3 separate regions of the Homo sapiens genome follow, and regions 1 and 3 are each linked to region 2. The links are chromatin contacts, found by Hi-C or POLR2A ChIA-PET in ENCODE. All regions are on one chromosome and are shown on one strand. The core of a region is the stretch at or near the end of the contact, and the rest is flanking DNA. Distances in the headings are between cores, read along the strand shown. Region 1 holds the start of ATP1A1 (ATPase Na+/K+ transporting subunit alpha 1). Region 2 holds the start of CD53 (CD53 molecule). Region 3 holds the start of CD2 (CD2 molecule).

Region 1 (4,640 bases), core at 341-2,840, 5.5 Mb after region 2:
AGTAACTGAGGCTATCAAGCATGTAAAGAAAGCATTTTCTAGAAGCTTAGAGATGGATCCCCGAACACTCTGTAACCCTCTGTTAACAGTCTAAGGAATTCTGTTCTGAATTTGGGGGCTCTTCTCCAGGCAGTCAGGGTTTTGAATTCTATTTACAATTCCTCTGCTCTCTATGGCCTAGAATGATTGAACCAAGTCTCTAGATCACTGTAGGAGACATCAACCTTTAACAATACATTCTTGAGGAGAAGAGACTCGTGTAAGAAACTATCTTGTAAGAAGGGATGAGAATTACCCTAATGATGTAACTGACAACACAGTTTCTAGTTTTTCCTTTCTTTCCTTCCTTCTCCATTTTTTCCAGTTTCATATCCTTGTTTGTTCATGCTACATGAATACTTGAAGTTGATAGAGTTGGCTTTAACTTAGGAACCTTTGCTTAGAAAGTCAATATCCTGGCCTTTCCCAGAGTACTTGACTTCCTGCAAACCTTGTTAATAATACTTTGTTTTTTAAAATGTTGGAGAACTTCAGCCATTGCAGCCTCTTGCTAAGAAGCAAAAGCTATAATGACAGAGAAGCCCCAAAGTGCAGTGGAACCAGGGATCTCCGGGGAGAGTGGTGGTTTCCTGGGCCCCCCCAGAGAACCCAAGGCTGTGCTGGAGATGCTGCCGTGACAGGTGGAGGCGTGGAGAGGCACCTGGCAAGTCCTCAAACGCCTCCCCCTTGATTTAGCTCCTCTAGCTAAGGATACGCATTCCTTTGGGTTTCAGGTTTTTCTTCCCTAAAAAGAGAATCCCCAAACTGGACAAGCAGGTTACATTCACACAATAGCGTGAATGAATTCGCTGGTCGCCCTTCAGATTCTCATTTTGGAATCTCGAAGAAAGAGAGGTGGTGGGAGGAGGGCGCTTGAAACTTCTGGCGATGCCAGTTCAGATCGATTCCAGCTATGACGGAGCGGGAAGTGGATAAAGAGGACCCCAAGTCACAGGAGGCACTCTGAGAGCACCAAGCGCCCGGGGAGGCCATCCGCAGGTGGGCGCGGGGCCTGGATTCCACAGAGGGGCGGAGTCCCTCAGTCAGGCGCTGGCTGCAATCACACCCGAGCGCCAGCCCCCTCCAGCATCCCTGAGTCCCAGAGGAGATCGCCGAAGCGCTGGAAAAGCCGTTCCGCCCACGACTTCTGGTGCCGGGTCGGCGGCGACTGGGGGAGCCCAGTTCCGAGACCGTACCGCACCCACTGCGGACCTCCTGGGCCCTACATAGTAGGCGGGTCATGCAGGGCAGCGGGAGGAGGGGCGTGGGAGGGCCAAGGCCGCCGAGTCCCCGCTGTTCAGCCAGCAGGAGCGCCCCGCAGCCCTCCCGGGACACGGTGGACACGCTTGTCCCAGACCTGGGCGCCCTCCTGCCGGGAGCCAGGACTGGCCGCAGCAGGCGCTGTCCGGGCCCGTGGGCGGGGTTTCGGGAGGGGGCGGAGCCAGGCCCACGGCCGGTGTCAGGTTGCTCCGGTAACGGTGACGTTTCGCGGCGTGGGCGGGGCCAGCACGCAGGTTGCATATTTTAGGAAGTGAGGAGGAGGCGCGGGCTGGAGCTGCGGCGGGGTCTGGGGCGCAGAGCAGCGGCGGGAGGAGGCGGACACGTGGCAACAGCGGTAGCAGCCCGGGCGGCGGCAGCAACAGCGGCGGCGGCATCGGCCCGAGCCGCCGGCCGCCCTCCCACCCTCCCGCCCCGCGGCAGCCCTAGCTCCCTCCACTTGGCTCCCCTGGTCCCGCTCGCTCGGCCGGGAGCTGCTCTGTGCTTTTCTCTCTGATTCTCCAGCGACAGGACCCGGCGCCGGGCACTGAGCACCGCCACCATGGGGAAGGGGGTGAGTGTCCGGCGCGCCCGGGGAGGGGGCTCGGGGAGCCCTCGAGGGGAAGAGGAGGAAGTCGGGAGGGCGACCGCGGCCAGCGGGAGGCGGCGGAGGAGGAAGCGGCGCCGCGTGGAGTGGGCTGGCAGAGCCGCGCGGCTTAAAAGACGACGCAGTTTGGAAATGGAGGGAGCGCAGTAACGGGGGGCGGGGGAAGGGAGCGCCGAGGGGCTGGAGCGCGGCATTGCTTAGGGGGGTGGGCGGACCCTGGGCGGGGGCTGCGCGCCCCGGAGGCCGAGCGGGCCGGGGGCTCCGAGAGGCGGTGCTTGGGAAGCCTCGGGGCCGGGAGGAGGGGGCTTGCAGCAGCGGGGGCGGCCCCGGGACTGAGCCGGCATCCCTGAGCCTGGCTCCCCTCCCTGCGACCGCCGTCACCTCCTTCTCCTTCCTTTTCCCTCCGCCCTCCGTGCCCTGAGGAAAGGCGCGCTCCTCCCCTTCCCCTGGGGCGCTCCGCCGGGGCCTCCTCCCGGGCCTCCGTTCCCGCCGCGGCCCCGGTTCCGGCGGGGGCAGCCTCCGGGTTCGGGGCTCCTTCTCCTGGGGACGCTGGGGCTTAGCTTGCTCCGCGCAGAGGCGGCCGCCCTCCCCCAAAGAAAAAACTGGCTGCTTCTAAGTGCGAAGCCGGCTGGGCGGGCTGGTGCCAGAAAGGGTGTGTCTTCACTGCCCTAAGATGGCCTTTAAGGTATACTTTTGAGGGCTTTCTTGGGCCACTTTCCGTAAACACAGGATGCACCGATGGCAACTGGAGTTGTCATCCGATGGTGGGGAGAGGCGTGCAGATTTTTTTTGAAGGGACGAGCCCTGAAGGAGGATAGGCAGACCCACCAGGGCCTCAGGGTACAAGAAACCCGAAAAAGGACTGGAGGCTGCAGGCAATACGGTGGTAGGAATCTCTGCCGGTTTCCAGCGTCGCGGAAGCACCAAAGGGCGGTCCCTGAAGGAAACGAGGGGTCTTGGGGCTGGAGAGCGGCGCGGAGCGTGGTGGGAATATCGTCACAACGCCGCTGTCCTACATTTCTGTAGCGAAGACTTGATTACCCCTAGCTATTACCCGTGCAGGAGACTGGGCCCTGGACCCCAAATGAGCCAAAGTCTAGTTGAGAAAAATTTACACAGAATAACCTCGGAGTTCATGGGGTGAAAGTGACCATGTCATGAGAATACAAATGGGAGAGAATCCACTTCGTTGTCTCCAGGGTTTAGCACAGTGCAGACACTGAGTAGGTCTTTGAAGGCCCTGAGGCTTCTGGGTGTAGACAGAGTGTCGGGAGCAGAGGGAGGCTGCACTCCTTGGGGACTCTAAGGGAGTTTTAAAGGAGGTAATTGAAAGGCTTGGACCTGGTGGGGAGAACAGGCACAAGTGGAAATGCACAACTCGCCTCGCTTTTAAAAGCATGCAGCGTGGAGGGCTGGTCCAGGTCAGGTGGCATCAAAGAGCGGAGTACAGGGCCTCTCCATTCCCCTGATGGAGTCTGGGTTAGTGGCCTGTGCTTTTACCACACCGTCAAACCCTTGATCATTTCTGTAAACATGCACTTTAAAGCTCATTCTTTGTCTCTCCTGCCTTAAAAGAAAAAGAAAAAAGTTTACTTCCTGAGCTAATTTTGGGGGGTTTAGACATCACAGATGTGTGCCCCAAGCCTAGGAAGGTGAAGTGACTTGCTCAAGGTCAAACGGTTGGCTAGTGACAGACTAGGCGTCCCTGATTCTTGAACAGCCTGTGGCCTCAAGCCTGAACATGCATTTACTCTTTAACATTGAGTTCTTTATACAGAACTCAGAACTTCGGATGAAACGGGGTATTTGTGATGTTGAATTAATAGGCCATGGAGATGGTTTGGGTAACTAAGTTATGTCCATTTATCTAGATGTCTCCTTTATAACCACACACAGGCACACATGCACAGTAGTGATGCGGTGGTAACCCACCTGAATAGTTAGTAGAGCTTAAACCCAGATGTCTTACAACAAAATGTATAGTGGCTAGCAAACACAAGATTAAATTACAGCTGCGAACACTGGGATGATGAGCTGCTTGGCTGCTGGGTGGTAGTTAGCATTTTGAGTATTCTGATACATTAAACATTAGTTTACTTGTGTGTGTGTTTGTGTGTGTGTTTGTCCTGTGACTTATTGTGAGCGTCCAAATGTTCAGAAGAATATTTCATGTTGGGATTTTTCCACATGGGGATTAAAATGTGGGTGGAGAGTGACTAAAGCCCTGCTGATAATTGGCTAACAAGGAAGCCTGTGCCGGCAGCTAATTTTTAAGGTCATTGTAAATTTCTTCCCCTCCTCTCCTCAGTACCCTTTGTGGCCTAGCTTTTGATGATATTTCAGGTGATTTTATATGTCCTTAAAAGTCTAGTTCCTAAGCATTTGGTAAGAAAATGAAAGAACAGCTCTTGCTGAATCATTCCTGGATGAAATAGGATTTTGTCCCTTTTTTTCTTTCTGGGTTTTATTGCCAGTGACTTGGCTTAAACCGTCAGCTAGGCCTACCACCGGCAACTGTTTCACTCACCAAAGGTACACGCCATAACTGTTTAGAAATGTGGGAAAGTTTGTCTTCTCAAGTGTGTAAAAGATGAGGAGGGGGGGTCTCACCAGGTCTTTCACTGCATTCCGGATTTAGTTTGAATATTATTTACCGAAAAAATAAATCATAGCTTATGAGTAGTGATTTAAGGAAGGGCAGGGAAAAAAGGTTCCAGTGAAGGTGGCAGGGGGGATG
Region 2 (4,640 bases), core at 1,614-4,113:
GGGTTTCCTGATATTGTCTTATTCTCTATTTGTTTTTGTTCTTGTCCCTCCAAATGAATTCTAAATATCTGATGGTCAGAAACAGAATTAATTCTCAATAAAATTTTATAGGTATGGGTATAAGTGGGCACGTTGTTCTCTACCAAACCCCTAAACCCAGGAAACAGCCACCTCTAGTTGTCCGGCACTTGGAACAACCCTTCCCAGTGAAATGATGGAAAGAGGCACATTCAAGGAAAAATGTTCTGCATTAAAATGGTCACCTATTTTGCTGTGAACAATTTGTCTTGAGATAGTCTTCCCGATATTCCTAAGATTCCCCCTTATTTATCACTTCTCTCTCTGCAGATGTTCAGTCTACCTATCTCTTTCTTCTCCTTACTCTCTCTGCCTGTCCCAAATTTCTGGTTCCCCTAACTTGCAGGCCTCACATTACCTGAAACTATTCAAATATTTATAGAACACCTCTTATGTGCCAGACCCAATACCAGGCACTAAAAATACAGTCATGAGCAAGATCACCCAACATACACAGAGTAACACAGAACCTACAGAGCTTTCAGTCTAGTGGGGAAAACAATGAAAAACAAGGAATGACAGAGGGTGGAGGAATGCCTGTGGGCAATGGGAGCAGAGAGCAGGAGTAACTGTTCCTGCCTGGAGGGCTTTCTGGTGCTATGATGGGGGATGAGTAAGGAATTAAGTGAACAGGTGAGAGGATATTCTAGAGAGAGCTCGTGAGACAGAACTAGATTGATTTGTTTAAGCAACTAAAAGGAATTCCATATCCAGTGTTACCCAGTGTGAGGAGATCTTGGGGGTGGGGCCGGGGAAGAAATAGCCGGCTGAGAGTTTTAAGCTGGGGAGTCATGTGATTAAATTTGCATTTTAGAAGGCTCTCCTCCCTTCTTCCTGAGGACAGACTGAAGAAACATCCAAGGTGGTCTTGAAGGACACTGGGATCCTGTAACACAGGTAAAAGATAAAGACTAATGTAATTTCTATGGGGTTGGAGAGAGGTGGTCTGGTTTGAGAAATATTTAGGCAAAAGCATAACTGACAGGACTTGGTGGCTGATAATAGGTGGTGGTGTGGGAGAGAGAGTAGCTTAAGAGGACACCTGGTTTCTCATGAACGTGGCTGAAAGGCCAGTCAGGCCTTTCCTGGATGGTGGACATGGTGGGAGGAGCAGGCTTGAGTGTGGGGATGCCAAGTTAATCAAACTGAAGTTGGATATTGGATTTGAGGTGCCTGGGAGAGAGTGGAGCTCAAAGGAGAGATCATGGCATCTATATAGATTTGTGAATCTTTGGAACAGACAGATAGTAATTAGAGCCATCAGAATGGGTGAGATAATTAGGAAAATATGAGTTCAGCCAGAAGCCTCTCCTCAGCCCCACCACTTCAGGGACCTGTAAGCATGGCAGCAGCTCTGAGTGAGGGTCAGTGATTCCAGCCGAGGTGCAGAGACTTTTTAATAGCATTCCCTAAAGTGTAGTTACACTGAAAAATTGTTCCCCAAGAGAAACTACACACACACACACACACACACACACACACACACCACACAGTTCCATGCTCAGATAAGTTTGGAGAAATCTATATATTATTTCCCCTGCTTAGAGAATATTAAGGACTGACAAGTTCTGCAGTAAAGACCTTTTTACCTTCATTTAATTCAGTTTTCCCCACAAGACAGCCCTGGCTGGAGATTACTCTGGATCTGAATGTCTCAGGGTGAAGGAAGCGGGAGACAGCTAGCTTTCCCAGAGGCATGCCCGCAAGTCAGCACCGCAGAGTGCATCTATCTGTTCATTTATAAGATGAAAACATTGGGGCCCAGTGATTGCTTCCAAGTTTCATAGTTAGCTAGTGATACATTTGGGTTGTCACATACTCCTTTGACCCAATCTAAGAAAATTCCAGTGATGCAGCATAGTGAAACCAGAAACACATTTTTCAAAATATATTGATCACAGTGTTTCTCAAAAGGCCTTCTCTGTGACCTTGAATTTTAATCCTACCTCTGACATGTCTTAGTTGTATGAGCTTGGGCAAATTTTCTAACCTCTTTGAGCGCCTGTTTTCTTGTATATAAATAAGGATGTAACAGTAACCAGTAGGATTATTATTAGGTGTTACCATTAATAAACTGAGGCTGACAGATTGAGACTTGCTCAAGATCTCACAGCTAAAAGAGATAAAGCTGGAACTGAAACTCAGATCTTTGGCTCCAAATGTGGTGTTTCCTGTACTAACCAAATCATTTCTACCAGTGCCCCTGGGATTATGCCTTGGGGACTCACCTTAAGACAGTCTTGCTCTCGAGACAGAGAAGTCTGCAAATGGTGTCCAATTCAAGTCTAGAGACTGGCTGAAGCCAGACAGAGGGAGTATGAGGAGGGGGCAGAGAATCTTCAGAAAGACATTCCAAAGTCTCGGGCCTAGAAAATGTTTAGAAATATTGGTTCCTGTGTTCCCCTCCAGTCTGTCTACCTGAATGGGAAACTGGTGGTGGGGCCAGGCATACTTCTTTTTGAACAAATACACAGTTAATTCTGAGATGCCACCTTGATTGAGAAGCACTGTCCTTTTCTAAGCAAAAATCATTGCCAAATTACCCTAGAATCCACCACTGCTCACAGATCTGTGCCTGAACCAACTTGGTTTTGAAGTTTTCTTTTGTTTCACAAAACTAGTTTAGGGTGGGCTGTGAGAGGAAGCTTCTAAAAAGCCACTGGGAAAGTACTAAATCTCTGAGACTAAAGAGGGCGGACTCAGCCTCACTTCCTCCTTCTTCTCATCTGGGCTTCCTGTCGTCACAGCATGATCATATTTTTTCACCCTTCACTTCTCCTTTTACACAAATAGCCCCGGATATCTGTGTTACCAGCCTTGTCTCGGCCACCTCAAGGATAATCACTAAATTCTGCCGAAAGGACTGAGGAACGGTGCCTGGAAAAGGTAAGGTTGATGACGTTTTAACTTGGCTTGCTGTCTAATGTGGGGTAGGGCGTATTCTTAGGGGTCTCCATATACCTCTCTAGTAACCATAAAATCTCCGGCAACTTCTCTTTCACAAATATTTAGTGCACAAAGTAAAACAGATTAGCAAGATCCTAGTAACATCCCCAAAGGCAATCAGGCCAGAAATACTTTTACTTAATCAGGTTCCCATTATCTAAATCTCTGAGTCGAGGCATTCACATGCCTTAATTGCTTCAGAGCTTGAATTACTCTGTGTAGTAATTCCTGATGCCTGGAGCTTTCTATGCGAGATGACATTGGGGAGATTTCCTATGTGCTCTGGTCTTCAGAAAATTGGTCTTGTGATTTTAAAGTGAGGAAAGAACCCACAGCCAGAGCTGTCTTTAGAAAGACAGCTAGAAGACACAGTTCTTTTTCATTTGAGAAAATTTCAAAAGTAAATTTAGTGACTCCCACTGTGGTTCTTCAAAGCCACTAAATAGAAAGGTGGCTAAAAATCAAAACACCAGGATGTGCTCAGTAACTGTATTTTAAAAGGTGAAAGCTAGACATCTCTAAAGGATGCATAGATTGTTGGCTTTTAAGGAGCAGGAAGCACATTGGGATCCTCAGCATTTCCCCAAATTATCCTTGGTGTACAAAACATGACCACTGATAAATGTCACATGAAATGCACGTATAAAATGCAATCCCCAAAACTTGATACTGCAGTAATTTCCAATCATGTGCTGTAACTAATGACTGAGGTTGCATGGACTCAGCAAAGTGTTAGCAGAGCTTCGGTCCTGACTCTCTGTGACCACCATCGGAAACTCTATGTAAGAGCTTTCTTCTTCCAAGACCTGTGAGAATTTCACTTGATTATGCCCTGGAGCAGAAAGGAGAAAGTTCTCTTTGATTACACCCACCCATCTAAGTATGAGGATTGGGAACAGGGCAGAGGGCTCTAGATTTCCAAGAGGGGTGGGGACGGGGAGAGGGCTCTGGATTCCCAAAACACCTCAGAGTTTATTGAGCCTTGTATTAAAAAATAAAAAGCAGTCTTTTAAATAAATTCACTTAATAATCAAGTGGTAGGTGCCTCCTGAGGCCAGGCACTGTGCTTTGGGAATTGTGGGGGAGGGAGATGAAAAGGTAGAAGGAGAATATTTGTCTAGCAAACAGTCCTACTCTTAAGGAACTCCCATGGGAGATAAGAGATATCATACTATGCGTGTGCTTTGGAAGAAAGCTGAGAAAAAGCAAACTCCCAGCTGCTGGACAAACAAAGAGGTTTTGCTTTCTCAATCTTGAGGAGAATCTGTACTATTTTGAAATTGTGGTTGAATGGGAGCAAAGACTGAACTGAAACATTATTTCCTGTGATGTTTCCTGTGTGGGCCAGTTAAGAACACTTAATTTTTAAATGAAAGGATTGGGTACCTTTATATTCATGAGGAATGATTCCAAGTTCATGCCTTCACAGCTATGGTTACCACCACCTAAGTGACCTCACCTTTGTTCACTGACAAGAGGCACAAACTGGAAAGGACAAAGTCTGTTGGTCCTTGGTTTTTTGTGCCCTCTGATTGACCTCTGACTGCACAGAGGCCCTCGGACTCTGGTTCTCCTTTCCCACTCCTACCCCATGGCCAGATATGGCACTTGGTGCT
Region 3 (4,788 bases), core at 1,126-3,625, 5.9 Mb after region 2:
AGCATCAACCCTTTCAGGCTTTTTTCCAACACATACCTTAATAACAACATAGTATGCTATGGTATACTGGTATACCCATAGCATAGTATAAACATAGTATCATATATAAAAAGGACTAATCCTATAGATATTGTTTTGCAATGTGCTCTTTTCATGTGATTTACCAAAAGCATCTTTCCATGTCTTACTTTTAGGCCTATGTTATACTATTTTGATGGTTATACAATATTTCATAATATGGATATACCATAATTTTAGTTGTTTGCAATTTTTTATTACAAAAATGCTACAACAAACGTCCTTGAACAGAATTTTAAAACATCTGTGCAATCATTTCTGTGGGATAGATTTCTCAAATTAAAATCACTAGGTGAGAAAAAGACATAAATTTTAAAGTTTGGTGGAAATGATAAATTCCTTTCCCCAGAAGGTATTGATTTACATTCCCTCTGATGTTGTATGAGGGTTCATTTCTCCACACACTCATGTTAATAATGTAAATTATCATCTTTTCTAATTTTACCAATCTGATGGTGAAAAATGGTATTTTATAGCTAAGATATATACATATATTTTTGGTCACATTAGACTCCTCTTGTAGGTTTGATATTTCTTCTGCGAAATATTTCTTCTGCAAGCTGATCATTTATATCATTTGCCCATTTTAAAAACTACTTTGTATTGATTGGTAAGAATTATTGGTAAGAATATTTTGAATATTAATAATTTTATATATATTGCAAATATTTTGTCACGCCTTTTCATTTTGTTCCTTATTTCTTCATCTGCATGTAAATCTTACTTCTTTATATCATCAGTTGTGTTCATCTTTTCTTTCTTACTTTGGATTATATGTTATATGTAGCCAGGCCTTCCATACTCAAACTATAGGAATATCTTTCTATATTGTCCTTTTAGCATTATTGTTATTATTTTATTTATTTAGTTATTTATTTTGAGACAGAGTCTCACTCTGCTCCCCAGGCTGGAGTGCAGTGGCACAATCCTGGCTCACTGCAACCTCCGCTTCCCAGATTCAAGCAATTTGCCTGCCTCAGCCTCCTGAGTAGCTGGGATTACAGGCGCACATCACCACACCTGGCTAATTTTTGTATTTTTAGTAGAGATGGGTTTCACCATGTTGGCCAGGCTGGTCTTGAACTCCTGACCTCAGGTGAGGAGGTCCGCCTCGACCTCCCAGAGTGCTGGGATTATAGCTGTGATCCACCACCCCCGGCCTCCTTTTAGCATTATTATAGTATTTTTGCATTTAAAACTTTAATCCAACTGTAGTTCATTATTGTGGATGACGCTCATACAACCATGAGGTAAATATTTGGCTTTCTTTTACCCAGTAACAGCAAACAACTGCTTTGACTTAATTTCATTTCCTTGGCAACTTTCTGACAGATAATATCCATATTTGTACTTAAAGTTGAAAAAGAAAACGAGCACCACTTTTGCAATTTTTACTCACTGTGACCTAAAGAATTATAACCCTGAAAATGTGCTTTGGAAGTCTGTCATGGTTATTTCTCTTTTTAGGCATCTTTTCAGGGCACACCCGTCTCTGCATCACTGTCTGTTTCCTTGTGTCACAAATTTCTGTTCTTTTTTTCTCTCCCTGTTCCCTCTCATTTATTTTTTCTCCTAATCTCTCCTTTTTCTTAACCACCTATAATGTTAATCACTTTAAATGCTTTTGACTCCTTTGTTTTGGTAGTTTAATTATATTTCATAGTCTCTATGCTTCTTTGTTTTGGAATAAGTTTTTATTTATCTAACTGTGAATTTCACTAGAGTTGTAAAATGTATGCCGAACATAGGATTTGGGGATTGCAAGCATTTACAGCTGATATTCAATTTCTTTCTTTTCACCACAAAAACGATTTTAGAACATGAAAAATATCTTTGGAGAAACAAAAAAATCAATTTCCTCATCATTTTATGGGTCTACATTTTTCAATATAATCATATGGGATAAATGTTTGCATTCTGCTATTGGCTTGTGAACATTTACCTATATTTCTATGTGGTCTTGTTAGGGACAGTATACCTAAGTGGATAAAAGGCTGTGTGGTTGAATTTGGCTTCTTGTTTACAAAAGAGTGATCCTTAGTGATCTACTTAGCCTCTCTGTTCCTTTTCTCTTTCACTGAGATGAGAAAACCTATCCTTCCCAATTTTTTTGTGTGAGAATTAAAATGCAGCAAGAAAACACACACTCATAAACACATCTGCTTTGGCAAAGGAGCACATCAGAAGGGCTGGCTTGTGCGCGCTCTTGCTCTCTGTGTATGTGTATTATGTTTTATGTTACTGTAAAAGATGTAAAGAGAGGCACGTGGTTAAGCTCTCGGGGTGTGGACTCCACCAGTCTCACTTCAGTTCCTTTTGCATGAAGAGCTCAGAATCAAAAGAGGAAACCAACCCCTAAGATGAGCTTTCCATGTAAATTTGTAGCCAGCTTCCTTCTGATTTTCAATGTTTCTTCCAAAGGTAAGCATAAGAGTCAAAGAAGTCCCAACCCAGCTTTCCCTGAAAGTGACTCTCAGTAACTCTTTTGCTTTTTATAGGTGCAGTCTCCAAAGAGATTACGAATGCCTTGGAAACCTGGGGTGCCTTGGGTCAGGACATCAACTTGGACATTCCTAGTTTTCAAATGAGTGATGATATTGACGATATAAAATGGGAAAAAACTTCAGACAAGAAAAAGATTGCACAATTCAGAAAAGAGAAAGAGACTTTCAAGGAAAAAGATACATATAAGCTATTTAAAAATGGAACTCTGAAAATTAAGCATCTGAAGACCGATGATCAGGATATCTACAAGGTATCAATATATGATACAAAAGGAAAAAATGTGTTGGAAAAAATATTTGATTTGAAGATTCAAGGTAAGTGTTCATTCCCTTAATTGCTTTATTTCAGTGTGGGTGCTATTTGGCAAGTTGGAAAATAGCATTTCTAATATTCCCCAGCGCTGACCTCTGCCTCCAGGGGGGCTATACAGGAAACCAGATGCATGTCTCCTGCCCCAGTGGAGACTGTGGTCCAATGCGGGAATGGGATCCACACATCTGATAGACCCTCAAGTCTACCTGCCTACAACTCTGTCTTCAGGTGGTTACAGGAATGTGGGGTTGGGTGAAGAACCTGGATTAAGGTGGCATTAATCGGGAGGGGGACACAGGTAGGCCGAGGGAAAAGGCAACTGTTCCAGGTTGCTGATGAATCGGCGAGCTAAGAGTGGGGCGAGAAGAAGAGGCTGACTGGAGAGCAGCGGGCCTTTCATCGACAGAGCCCATTTCAAGCCAGGCTGCCCTGAAGGAGGAGTTATATGGCAGAAAAGGGCTGGAAACAACATATTTAAGGATGAACAGCCCTTATTTTGGATCTGCTTGTCAGAGTGATACAAGGTGGCAGGTGATTTTTGCTGATATGTGTAGAAGATGCACAAGGTGTGGCTTTGTATATCTCTGCCTGTACTGGGAGGACAGGAGTGGATATTGAGGATGGGGTTAGGGAGACTAGTTAGAAAGCTGCTGCTGTAATCCAAGTGGAGTGAGGACCAATTAAATCAGATTTTTTTTGCATGCGGCCTGGGTATCATTAGGTTCTAAAGCTCCCTGGGGGATTCTAATGAGCTGCCAAAGTCAATCGCCACTGGCCTAGACCAAAGGGTGCCTCTAAAATAGGAAGAATGAGGATAATAAGGGTCAGGCATAGAGAAAGGTGGCTTAGGCAAGGGAGAGAAGGTAGAGAAAGTGGAATCGAAATGCCATTGAAGTTGAAAGCCCGGGGGGATGCTGGGGAAGTAGTGACAAGAAGGGAAAAGAAGAAGCTGCGCTTGACTTGGGGAGGCAGACAGGAACCCCAGCATGAGCACAGGCCAGCCATTCAGTGAGCAAATAAGCATTTCTGTGCTTCACACAGAAAATATCACCAGAAGCAGGGACCCCACCTTCTTCCTCTCTGTCTCCAGCCCCATCTTCAGCACCTGGGCCTACCAGCAATCCCAGATAGTGTCAGATTGCCCACTCCAGCAATCCCAGACACTGTCAGCTCCCCTGAAGTGACAACTTTCCACACCCTAGTCCTGCAACCTTGAGTGGAGAGCACCTTGTAGAAATGTAGTGGGGTTGAGCATGGCGCTGAAAAGGGCCTCTGATTATGGGCTCTGGAAACCACAGATCTCAGGACTCCAAACAGCACAAAACTCGAGTGTCCTGTTTTGAGTGTGAGCCCTACGCGGGGGACCATGCTGGTGTTTTCACATTTGGGTCGCATTTAGCATTGCGGCGGAAATAATGGCTACCAGTTAGGGGTCAAGTGCTTGCTTACATGATCTTATTTAAAGCGCCCAACAATACTGAGACCTAGTTGTTATTATCTCCTTGTTATATATAAGAAAACAGAGACCTAGTCAGAAGCAGCTTGTCCAAGGTCTCATTGCTTGACAGGAGCAAAGTCAGGATTCAAACTCAGAGGTCTTTTTGGCAAGAATGACGACCTTTTCTTTTTTTTTCCAAGCAGCTTCATTGAGATAATTCATCTACCATTCAATTTGTCCATATACTAAAATGGCCTTCAGTATATTCAGAGTTTTGTAACCATCACCACAATCAACATTTTCATTGCCCCAAAAAGAAACCCTTCACCCTTTAGCCGAAAGACAGTGACTTGCTTTATGTGTGTGCACGTCAATGTCATACAACATCTTGATTCAACTTGTAGTTGGTCACTATTACCAGACTTAAGGTGACCATGGCCTTGGGCAAATTCCCT

What was found. Hi-C counts contacts between places; a loop is a spot of excess contacts on that map. ChIA-PET counts read pairs that join two places held with the same protein, here RNA polymerase II (POLR2A). Pooled maps may share reads with other maps.
Region 1: a loop to region 2 is called in a map with no recorded cell type, with 13 times the contacts of the local background. The contact joins the promoter of ATP1A1 here to the promoter of CD53 in region 2. A Hi-C loop is called at or near these places in 1 of 37 single-sample maps with no recorded cell type and 7 of 50 pooled maps. POLR2A ChIA-PET finds 5 or more read pairs at or near these places in 1 of 52 experiments (activated naive CD4-positive, alpha-beta T cell).
Region 3: a loop to region 2 is called in a pooled map, with 7 times the contacts of the local background. The contact joins the promoter of CD2 here to the promoter of CD53 in region 2. A Hi-C loop is called at or near these places in 4 of 50 pooled maps. POLR2A ChIA-PET finds 5 or more read pairs at or near these places in 2 of 52 experiments (activated CD4-positive, alpha-beta T cell and activated naive CD4-positive, alpha-beta T cell).

Annotation. Positions count from the first base shown.
Region 1 is chr1:116,371,654-116,376,293 of GRCh38, forward strand. It overlaps ATP1A1 (ATPase Na+/K+ transporting subunit alpha 1), which reads left to right and starts at 1,591. Exons shown (of 23, transcript NM_000701.8): 1 at 1,591-1,870. The coding sequence starts at 1,859. RefSeq lists silencers at 1,218-1,747, 2,178-2,477 and an enhancer at 2,848-2,967.
Region 2 is chr1:110,870,285-110,874,924 of GRCh38, forward strand. It overlaps CD53 (CD53 molecule), which reads left to right and starts at 2,864. Exons shown (of 8, transcript NM_000560.4): 1 at 2,864-2,964. RefSeq lists enhancers at 2,065-2,114, 2,715-2,824, 4,337-4,386.
Region 3 is chr1:116,752,055-116,756,842 of GRCh38, forward strand. CD2 (CD2 molecule) reads left to right here and starts at 2,376. Exons shown (of 5, transcript NM_001767.5): 1 at 2,376-2,499; 2 at 2,577-2,897. The coding sequence starts at 2,439. RefSeq lists promoters at 1-2,493, 2,051-2,493, cis regulatory regions at 126-625, 963-992 and a silencer at 626-1,129.